Regions from separate parts of the Homo sapiens genome. Here region 2 is linked to region 1. A link is a loop called in an ENCODE intact Hi-C map of the cell type or tissue named here. Cell type or tissue: IMR-90. All regions are shown on one strand. Each heading gives the region's core, and the rest is flanking DNA. Links, peaks and the distances in the headings are about the cores only.

Region 1 (5,387 bases), core at 285-5,284:
TCTTGGATTTTGTAGTTCATGTATATTCAAATGAAAATGAAAAGAATCCTGCAGACAAGTGGTAGTGGCTTAACCTGTCTTGATTTTAACTTGCAGGCAGGGTGCTGTGGCTCATGCCTGTAATCCCAGCACTTTGGGAGGCTGAGGCGGGTGAATCACCTGAGGTCAGGAGTTCGAGACCAGCCTGGCCAACATGGTGAAACCCCGTCTCTACTAAAAATACCAAAAATTAGCCAGGCATGGTGGCATGCACCTGTAATCCCAGCTACTCAGGAGGCTGAGGCAGGAGAATAGCTTGAACCCAGGAGGCAGAGGTTGCAGTGAGCTGAGATTGCACCATTGCACTCCAACCTGGGTGACAGAGTGAAACATCGTCTCCCCCCCGCCCCCAAAAAAAAAATTAACTTGCAAACCCCTTTCACACTCACGTATATCCCCTTAAATGATTATTCTGTTATTTTTATGTGTGCATGATGAATAAGCTATTTTTATTTTATAATATTTACTTTAGACTCATGTATTACTAATCTCCATGATAAAATGTTATCTTAATATAAGATTTATCCTTACAGAGAGATAGAACTTGATGTTTTCTATTTATTAAATGATACCTACTTTCCAATTGAATTTGAGTTATTTAAGGAGAAAGGCATTTATTGACAATTATTAAAATGATTTGCATGATTAGTTTACGTAAAATGTATGTTTTAAGTGAAATTTTATATTTAGAATTCAAAATAGATTCATAGCTTAATGTTTAAGATTTTGAAGGGGAACATCACATCTGGGGACTGCTGTGGGGTGGGGGGAGCAGGGAGGGATAGCTTTAGGAGATATACCTAATGCTAAATGACGAGTTAATGGGTGCAGCACCCCAGCATGGCACATGTATACATATGTAACTAACCTGCACATTGTGCACATGTACCCTAAAACTTAAGGTATAATAATAATAAAATAAAAAATTTAAAAAATGACTTATTAGTTCTAAATTATAGGAGGAAAGGCTTTTAGGCTTTCATTTGTATAAAATAGTTATTTGTATAAATGAAAGCCTAAAATAGGCCTAAAATATTTACACAAATAAAAGCCTAAAATAATAATCCTCCAAAAATAATACATGATGGGTGTACAGTGTTATTCCCGATAAACATGAATATAATGGTCTCTGTATTTTCTCTTTTTCACATTGGTTTGTGAAGTGTTAGTTGATATCTTCATGTGCTGTTTGAACATTTGAAGGTAACTTACAGGTCAGAGAAATAATATTTTAAGGCAAACTTACAGAATTACAATTTTTTATGCACCCAATTAACTTATGTCTCAACCTCAATGTTTTCTCTTAAACTTCAGATCTATCACACATGTATTTTAAATGTCACATGTCAGTAATTTAAACTACAAAACAAAAACTAACACAAGCTTACAGTGTTCAGCTAGCTGTTAAATCATCTGAGTTTTAGGCCTCAAGCATGCTGTGATGTCAGCTGCCCATGCTCACTTCATATGGATTTAGAGTCTTGAAAGGGATTCTGTCTGTAAATGGAGATTTTAAAATAAGGATTTTACTTATTGATTAAAATAAAGGAGTGCAAAACAGATACCTGTTTGTTTCTTCTCTCCTCCCCTACTCCCTCCCTCTTCCCCTCCCCAGCCCCCTCCTCCTCCCCGCTTCCCTCTGTAACCCAGGCTGGAATGCAGTGGTGCAATCACAGTGGCCTCAACCTCCCAGGCTCAAGCAGTCCTGCTGCCTCAGTCTCTGTAGTCGCTGGGACTACAGGGGTTCACCACCACACCTGGCTGACAGATACCTGTTTTTATTAGATTCCTGACTTTATCAATGAGACCTCCCTGAGTACCTTAAATAATCCTTGGAGTGGTGTCTGAACCCTGGGTTTGGAAACGTGGATTTAGATTTTTTTTTTTTTTCTTTTGAGATGGAGCCTCACTCTGTCGCCCAGGCTGGAGTGCAGTGGCGTGATCTCAGCTCACTGTAACCTCTGCCTCCCACATTCAAGCAATTCTACTGCCTCAGCCTACCGAGTAGCTAGGACTACAGGTGCGTGCCACCATGCCTGGCTAATTTTTTTTGTGTGTTTTCAGTAGAGACGGGGTTTCACCGTGTTAGCCAGGATGGTCTTGATCTCCTGACCTCATGGTCCGCCTGCCTCAACCTCCCAAAGTGCTGGGATTACAGGCGTGAGCCACCATGTCCGGCCCCAGATTTTTTAAATACTACCATCTTTTTGAGAACCTATTTCCAGAAACATACACAATAGAGTATTTTTAATCAACAAAACAAAAACTCCCTCAGCAGCACAATGCATAATACAGGATGCTTCACTGAATAGCTTTAACAGGGCCACAAGCACTTTATATAATAATGGAAATAAGTTGGTTTAATGAATTCTGAGTATTAAAAAAACAAATATACTATTATGTTTGGCTTGTAAGCTGGGAACAATAACATTGTAAACTAAGCATGACAAGTATTTTTAAAATGTTTGATTATTTTGTGTTGATGTTACAAATTAAATAGCATTTTTCGTTTTTTCTTATTTTTCTTCTGCTTTAGCTACACAGTCTCACCAGTGGTATTCTTGGGGCCCACCTAATATGCAGTGTAGATTATGTGCAATTTGTTGGCTTTATTGGAAAAAATATGGAGGCTTGAAAATGCCCACCCAGTCAGAAGAAGAGAAGTTATCTCCTAGCCCAACTACAGAGGTACAGTAGTCTTTTTAGTGTTGAAAAATGGCATGTTTTTAAATGGGTTGATTATTCCTTGGAAACAGAAGTACAGTATAGGATAATTAAAAAATGAAGAAAGCTACCTTTATAGCTAAACGTAGCACTACAATATTCAGGGTAGGTGTGGAGAGAAGCAGAGAGAAATTAAATTTTATCAGGTATTCAGAATAATGGTCTCAGACAAAAAAACAATGAGTGTGGGAGATGTTAGCATAAGTAGAGAGCTTACAAATTAAATGTTTAATTGCTTTTGAAAACAGTTCGTAACCTTTACATTCTGTTGAAGGCGTGTCTTACTACATAAAGTCATAAATGCAAATTAAGCATTTTTTCTCCCCGTGGCTGTTTTGGAGGGACAAGAAGTATGGACTTAATCTTGAGGTGAACAACAGTTTAAATGTGATTTTGGTAAAATCCTCATAGGCTGAAGATGCCAAACGCCTGTGTTTACCAGTGGGCGACTACCCTTTTTCAGTGCTGACGGGCTTTCAGGACTCCTTAATTTAAAAAAAAGTGTAGTTAACCCCCTTGGCAGTTTCATACCACTTACTGTGAATGTGATTTTGGATTCCTGTATAGCAGTACAGTATTCTCCACAGTTCCCTTCTCTACTCCCCACCTCTTTCCCAAAAGTGCACACTTTAATTCTCTCTTTTAGAGGTAGTGCACCAAGTGACGTTATAGATGCTTCATGAAAGATTTAAAAGTTGCACTTTTCTTTTGAGCATGATGCAAACAGTAACGTGTTTGGGCAAGTTCACTTCCTTGAGTGTTTGTTGTTTTCTGATTTTGCAGGACCCTCGTGTTAGAAGTCACGTGTCCCGCCAGGCCATGCAGGGAATGCCAGTCCGAAACACTGGGAGTCCAAAGTCTGCAGTGAAGACCCGCCAAGCTTTCTTCCTTCATACTACATATTTCACAAAATTTGCTCGTCAGGTCTGCAAAAATACCCTCCGGCTGCGGCAGGCAGCAAGACGGCCGTTTGTTGCTATTAATTATGCTGCCATTAGGGCAGAATGTAAGATGCTTTTAAATTCTTAACCTTATATGTTGTGCTTCTGACCATTTTCTCTTTTCCTCTCTTTCCTTTTTTTTTTGTTTGTTTGTTTGCAATAAACATAAGTTCTTGTGTACAGCCTTTTATTTGGTTTATTTTTTAACATTGTTTTTGTGTGCTGCCATTTGTATCATGCCAACCTGGAAAAAAAAAATCAAAACATTGAAACTTCTGTACTCTTTACCAGAGAGTAGTGCTTAGCAAAAGATTGGTGGGAGGTGATCCTATTCCATGGGGTTTTGTGATGGAATTGCCTGCAGAGCCCTTATTGAAGCACTTTTACCTTTTAGGTAGTGCCACAATGTAACCCCTAAGGATGCTGTTATAATGAGACTCCATAATCGAGACAGTACAGTCCAGTCTTACATGGATTCATTAGGTTTAAATAAAATTTGCCAATTTACACTAATTAGAGACTGTATGTCTTTGTAAACCTCTCGTTTTTCTCATGAACCTTTTACAATTGTCATACAACATTATGGAAATTCACCCTTGATTCATAACAAATACTATATTTATTAGAAGGTCTAGCAAATTACAAGTAAATTTTAAACTCATTTTTGGGTGAGTTTTCTGAAATTACACATTGCATTTTCATAAGCTAGCATCTAAACATATGGTTGAGCAGCCTGTTTGTCCAGTTTGGTTTCCATTTCATGATCATGTATCATATATATCACCACATAACATTTACATGACTTACTACTCTTATTTTCAACACATTTGGTCTTGCTTATCTTTTTTATTTTTATTTTTGTTAGCACAGAGATCATATGTGTCCATGAATTGTGGATCGTTTTGTCATTACCATGTCTCTGACAATATGTGTATAATTAATATGTTAGCTCTGGAGTCACATTCCAGGCTAGCATGTTAGAGCCGTGCAGCTTTTGTTCCTTAAGGGGTGACAAAACTTGCTGTCTGGCCTAACAGATAGGAAATCCTAAAGCCATTCTAAGAAATCTCTTACTATGAAATGTTCCCCTTTGATTTAAAGAGGATATCAATAAAAGGAATGATGACTGAAAAAAACATTTTTTGTTCCTAAAGATAATTTTTAGCAGAATAGTTGAAAGGCTTTAAAACTTAAGTAGCAGCTCTATAAGAAGAAAAATGCTTTGTAAAGGGAGTTGAGGGCTGGGCGCGGTGGCTCATGCTTGTAATCCCAGTACTTTGGGAGGCCGAGGTGGGTGGATCACCTGAGGTCAGGAGTTCGAGACCAGCCTGGTCAACATGGTGAAACTGTCTCTACTAAATATACAAAAATTAGCCAGGCGTGGTGGCAGGCGCCTGTAATCCCAGCTACTCAGGAGGCCAAGGCAGGAGAATTGCTTTAAACCGGGAGGCAGAGGTTGCAGTGAGCTGAGATTGCGCCATTGCGCTCCAGCCTGGGCAATGAGCGAAACTTCATCTCAAAAAAAAAAAAAAAAAAAAAAAAAGAAAGTGGTAGCAATGTCAGAGTCCCACAGAAGGGGGATTACTATATTAGATTCATGTATATTTGAGAGTTTAGGCTTATATTTAGGTTTTGTGCTAGCATTTGAGACCTCATGGACTTACGTTACCACTTTCCCATTTT
Region 2 (5,387 bases), core at 269-5,268, 97 kb after region 1:
ACAAAATATTGCTTAACATCATTAGTTGAGCAATTAATGACATGCTCAAATTAAATATATGCAAATTAATTTGCATTGTATAAATGCAAATTAACATGCAAATTAAATATACAATGAGATACTATTACACACCCGGTAGAATGGCTAAAATTAAAGACTGACAATATGAAGCATTGGTGAGGATGTCAAGCAACTGGAACTCTCAACATTACTGGTGGGAGTATAAGGTGGCACAACTAATTTGAAAAAAAAGAGTTCCATAGTTTCTTATAAAACTAAACATAGGGGTCGGGTTCTGGGGCTCATGTCCGTAATCCCAGTGTTTTGGGAGGCTGAGGTGGGAAAATCCCTTGAGGCCAGTAGTTCACGACAAGCCTGGGAAACATGGCAAGACCTCATTTCTAATTTAAAAAAAAAAGTTCGCAGACAGTGGTGGCGTGTGCCTATAGTCCCATCTACTGGGGAGGCTCAGGCAGGAGGATTGCATGAGCCCGGGAGTCTGAGGTTGCAGTGGGCTATGATGGCATCATTGCACTCCAATCTGGGCAACAGAGATAGACCCTGTCTCAAAAACAAAGCCCCAAACAACCACCAAACATAGGACCTTTATCAAAATTAAAAACTTTTGTGCATCAAAGGACACTATCAAGAGAGTGAAAAGGCAAGCTACAAAATGGGAGAAAATATTTGCAAACCATGTATCTGATAACGGGTTAATAGCCAGAATATAAAACAACTCCCCAAACTCAACAACAAAAAAAACAAGCAACAGAATTTAAAAAATAGGCAAAGGACTTGACAGACATTCCTCCAAAGGAGATATATAAATGGCTGATAAACCCATAAAAAGATGCTCACATCACTAATGATTAGGGATGCGCAAATCAAAACTACAGTGAGATAGTGCTTCATTTCATTAGGATGGCTATTATAAAAACAACAGCAACCACAACAAACCAAAACATAAAATGGCAAGTGTTGGTGAAGATGTGGAACTCTTGTGTATTTTTAGTGAGAATGTAAAAATGGCACAGCTGCTGTGGAAAACTGTATGGTGGCTTATCAAAAAAATTGAACATAGAATTAACTGTATCTTCCAGGAATTCCACTTTTAGAGATACACCCAAGAGAACTGAAAGCAGGGACTCAAACAGATATTTGTACACCGATGTTAGTAGTAACATTAGTCACAATAACTAAAAGATGAAAACAACCCAGCGTCTATTGACAGATGAATGTATAAACCAAACGTAGTATCACATATAATGAAATATTATTCAGCCTTAAGAAGAAATGAAGTTTTGATAGATGTTACAACATAAATAAGCCTTAAAAATATTACGCTAAGTGAAACAAACCATGCACAAAGGACAAATATTGTATGATTCCACTTTTATGAATACTCAGAATAGTCAAATTTGTAGAGATAGAAGGTAAAATAGTGGTTACTGGGCTCGGGGGAGGAGGTAATGGAGAGTTATTGTTTAATGGGTATGGGGTTTCAGTTGAGATGAGAAAAAAGTTGCGGAGATGAATAGTGGAGATGGTTGTACAACAACGTAAATGTATTTAATGCCACTGAATCACACACTTAAAAAGGGTTAAAATGGTAAATTTTATGTTCTGTATATTTTACCACTATAAAAAGAAAAAAATAGCCAGGTGTGGTGGCTCACGCCTGTAATCCCAGCACTTTAGGAGGCTGAAGCGGGCAAATCACTTGAGGTCAGGAGATATAAAAAAATTAGCCGGGCGTCATAATGTACTAAATGCCACTGGATTGTACAATTTAAAAACAGTTAAAATGGTAAATTTTATGTTATGTGTAATTTGCCACAATAAAAATGCTAAAAACAAAGAAACTATACAGAAACATACCTTACAACCCAGCAATTCCATTTCTGTATTTATCCAAGAGAAATAAAAATAAAAATACTTGTACACATATGCTCCTAGAAGCTTGTAAAAGCCCCACATAGGAAAGAGCCTAGGATGTCCATCAATAGGAGAATGGCTCAGCCAACTGTGGTATATATGATCAATGGACAACTATTGAAGTCACTCAACCAGTTGGTTGAGCAGAAACATGGATGTAGATTGTTTTACTCCAGTTTCTTGTCTTTCTTCTTCCCCACAAGGTGGGCTTTCCCACTCACCCAAAAATTTTGACCTAAGGAACACCTTGAGTGTTACTGAAACCCTAGAGCTCCCTGGCGGGCTCTGTTGAAACTCTTCCTTTGTCCTCTCACAGGAAAGTCATCATCTGTGCTGTGGCCTCCGAGACCTCTATCTGGTCCCATAGGTTTGGGTCCATCCCTTGCCAGGATTGACAGAGGAACCCTCCCCATTCCTCAGCAGAGGGGAATCTAGGCACAGAGGCGCCCAGCATGCCTGGGTCATGGTTTTCACCTCTCTAGGGGTCAGAATTCTAACTGGTCTTTCTTTCCCATGTTTCAAGTTGGAATGCTTTGGCCACCAATACACAGGCTTCTGTGAGCCTGACAAGAGCCTCTCTTGGGGGTGACCCTGAGAGGCACAGAGTTGTCAAGGCCAGGCATGCTCACTGTTCTCCAAGTTGCAAAATGAGCCATCTACTCCATACAGTTTGAGGGCATGGATCTTCAGTTGCACAATCTGTATTTGAATCTTAGCTTTACCACTTGTTTTGGTAAACTGCACGACCTCACTGTGCTGCACGTTCCTCATTGGTGAAAGGAAATGAGAATGCTACTTGCTTCATGGGGTTGCTGTGAGGATGAAATTGCTTCATAGGGTGTCAAGTTCTTGGAGTTGGTGCGTAGCACATGATAAGTACTATGTAAGTGTATTATTTTTACCCACCAACCACCATGTTCTCCATGTTCTTTGAAGGCTGTTGTTCTCCAACAAGTGAAAAGAAATAATTAATGCATCCTATCAGTCAGGATTCAGACACACCAGTAGTTTGAATAGGGAAAATTTAATGTAAAAAATTATTAACTAGTAAAGGAGGATTCATTACGAAGAAGGGTAAATGGAACTCTAGATAATTCAGGAATAACAAAGGGAGCAGCCACTACCTCTAGGGCTGACATAGGGAACCCAAGGAAGCAACAAACTCTCCCTCCCCTCCAAGGCTGAGATTCAGAGTTCACTGGTGAGGGTGGCTCCGGGGCCTGCGGATGGTGGAGGAGTTTGCTGAGGTGCTGCAGGCTGAGGATGGCAAGCAGGAAACTCTGTCGGGTGCTGGCAAAATCTCACCGGGAAGCCGCCCACTGGCAGCTGTGCTGTAGGAGCCAGAAGAAAAGCACTGAGCTAGGAAGAGAAGTCCCTTCTAGTGTTCTTCTAGCACTTTCTACTGACAAGACCTAACAGTGGCACCAGCTGACAAGACAAATACTTTCAGGGTCCAGCTCCAAGATCACAAAGCAGGGCCAAGAAGGGCGAATTTGGAGTAGAGCAGTACGAAATGGACTGGTACACACCCCATCCATGTTCTTATAGAGACGTTTAACAAGGAGTTTTCCCTAATTATGGTTTATATATTTATGGTAACACAAAAGGGAGCTAGGATTAGGGTGACCATATGTTCCAAATTGTCCGGGACGGCACAATTCATGCTTGTTGGTCCAGTATTATTAACAGTGCTCCTTTTGACTCTCAGAAATGTCCCTGTTTGGAGGATAAATTATGTGGTCACATTATCTACAGATGCATCAGCTTCCATGAAACTAACCTTCCCACTGCTAGTAGCTAGAAATTCTGTAAATACCCCACCCTACCCCCAATCTGTCTGAATGCAACAATGAGCCACCAAGGCAGCCTAAGGGCTAAGGGGCCAAAATTTCATGGAGAAGAGAAGTGCATTCAGGGGGGCTCAGCACCCTGAGCTGCTGTCCTCCTTGAAGTGTTTGTCAGTGACAGAAACTATGAGGCTGAAAAGGTGAGCAGAAAGCAATGGCTCTCCAGAGGAACATATGATTAAAAATACATCGAGTCATCCATAGGATCGTTTTTTTTTTTTTTTTTTTTTTTTTTTTTTTTTTTTTTTTTTTTTTGAGATGGAGTCTCGCTCTGTCGCCCAGGCTGGAGTGCAGTGGCGTGATCTCGGCTCACTGCAACCTCCGCCTCCCGGGTTCACACCATTCTCCTGCCTCAGCCTCCCAAGTAGCTGGGATTATAGGCACCCACCACCACGCCTGGCTAATTTTTTGTATTTTTAGTAGAGACGGGGTTTCACCATGTTAGGCAGGATGGTCTCGATCTCCTGACCTCGTGATCTGCCCACCTCGGCCTCCCAAAGTGCTGGAATTACAGGTGTGACTCACCACGCCCAGCTAGGAGTGATCTTAATGAGTATAAGACGCAATTCTAAGTGATATGAAAGGACTGTGTCATAGTTAAAACGGTAGGTTTTGTTTTCTTAATGGTACATAAAATAATAGCACATTTTACAATTTAGAGTGTTTTAGATTTGATGAAATATGGTATATTTGTCCACAAGTATGGGTATATCTGTAAGAGAGAATCTTATAGAAACTGCTGGATCAAAAGATACATGCATTTAAAACACTGACAGATTCTGATAAACTATCTTAAAAACAAAACCAACTAAAGACTATCCATTTCCCCACACTCTCATCAACACTGGACATTACCAATCTTTAAAATTTTTCTCATCTGACAGGCTCTCACCACTTCTTCATTTCGGTGTCAATCCAGGCAATTTGATGGGATCCCTCAAATTATCATATGTTCCACTCTCTGTGTAATTGGTTCAAATCTGCAGCACACCTCCCTAGAGCATGGGCCTTGAGACCTACACCTCTTTCTCCTCCTAAGGGAAAATAAGGGGTCATTTTCCCCGGGGATGCTGGTGAGCATCATGGACTATCAGGACAGGAGGGGACCTCAGACACTGACAAATGGAGGGGGTTCTGAAAGGCATTCAGGAAGGTCCACAGTGTTGCACGTGGCAGTGGCATCTTTTACATTTCCATTTGGAAAAATAACAATTAAAATAATCCTTTAAGATCCCCCGCTACCCATTAAAATGGAATCACTTTGGAAGCCTCTGAATGCGTGCTCACCGGTACATGAAGCATTCATTCCTTGAACACCAGATATGCGTTCATGTGACAGCTGCTTGGGTGGCTTCTCATGTGGGCTTTGCCTACTCTACAGCAATATTTTTAAAAGTCATATGCTGCTTAATATATACCCATAATGAAATGCTGGCTAAAAATAGAAAATATAAAACATTTGCTGGAATAAAGTAAATGAGGACCATAAAATGAGAATTCTACAATTTTGAACCAAGACGATTTTCATTCACTAGACCTACAAATTGCATTCAGCCCATCAAACTGTTTATATGGCTCATCACGGTGTCTCTTGTATATCTGAAA

Evidence for each region. Peaks named below come from ENCODE experiments on the same cell type or tissue, not always from the same donor. Only the 100,000 strongest peaks of a DNase experiment are listed, where the experiment ranks them.
Region 2: it touches region 1 in a loop (2.7-fold over the local background); 1 of 110 quality-filtered maps calls a loop at or near these places.

Annotation. Positions count from the first base shown.
Region 1 is chr2:42,705,328-42,710,714 of GRCh38, forward strand. It overlaps MTA3 (metastasis associated 1 family member 3), which reads left to right. Exons shown (of 17, transcript NM_001330442.2): 13 at 2,576-2,727; 14 at 3,547-3,769. Among named protein-coding and RNA genes, the nearest start is that of OXER1, 56 kb to the right of the region's middle. In IMR-90, for the core only: no CTCF peak of the experiment used is centred there; no DNase peak of the experiment used is centred there.
Region 2 is chr2:42,801,882-42,807,268 of GRCh38, forward strand. No RefSeq gene overlaps it. Among named protein-coding and RNA genes, the nearest start is that of TRI-TAT2-1, 6.0 kb to the right of the region's middle. In IMR-90, for the core only: no CTCF peak of the experiment used is centred there; a DNase peak (open chromatin) is centred at 2,720; H3K27me3 peaks cover 472 bases.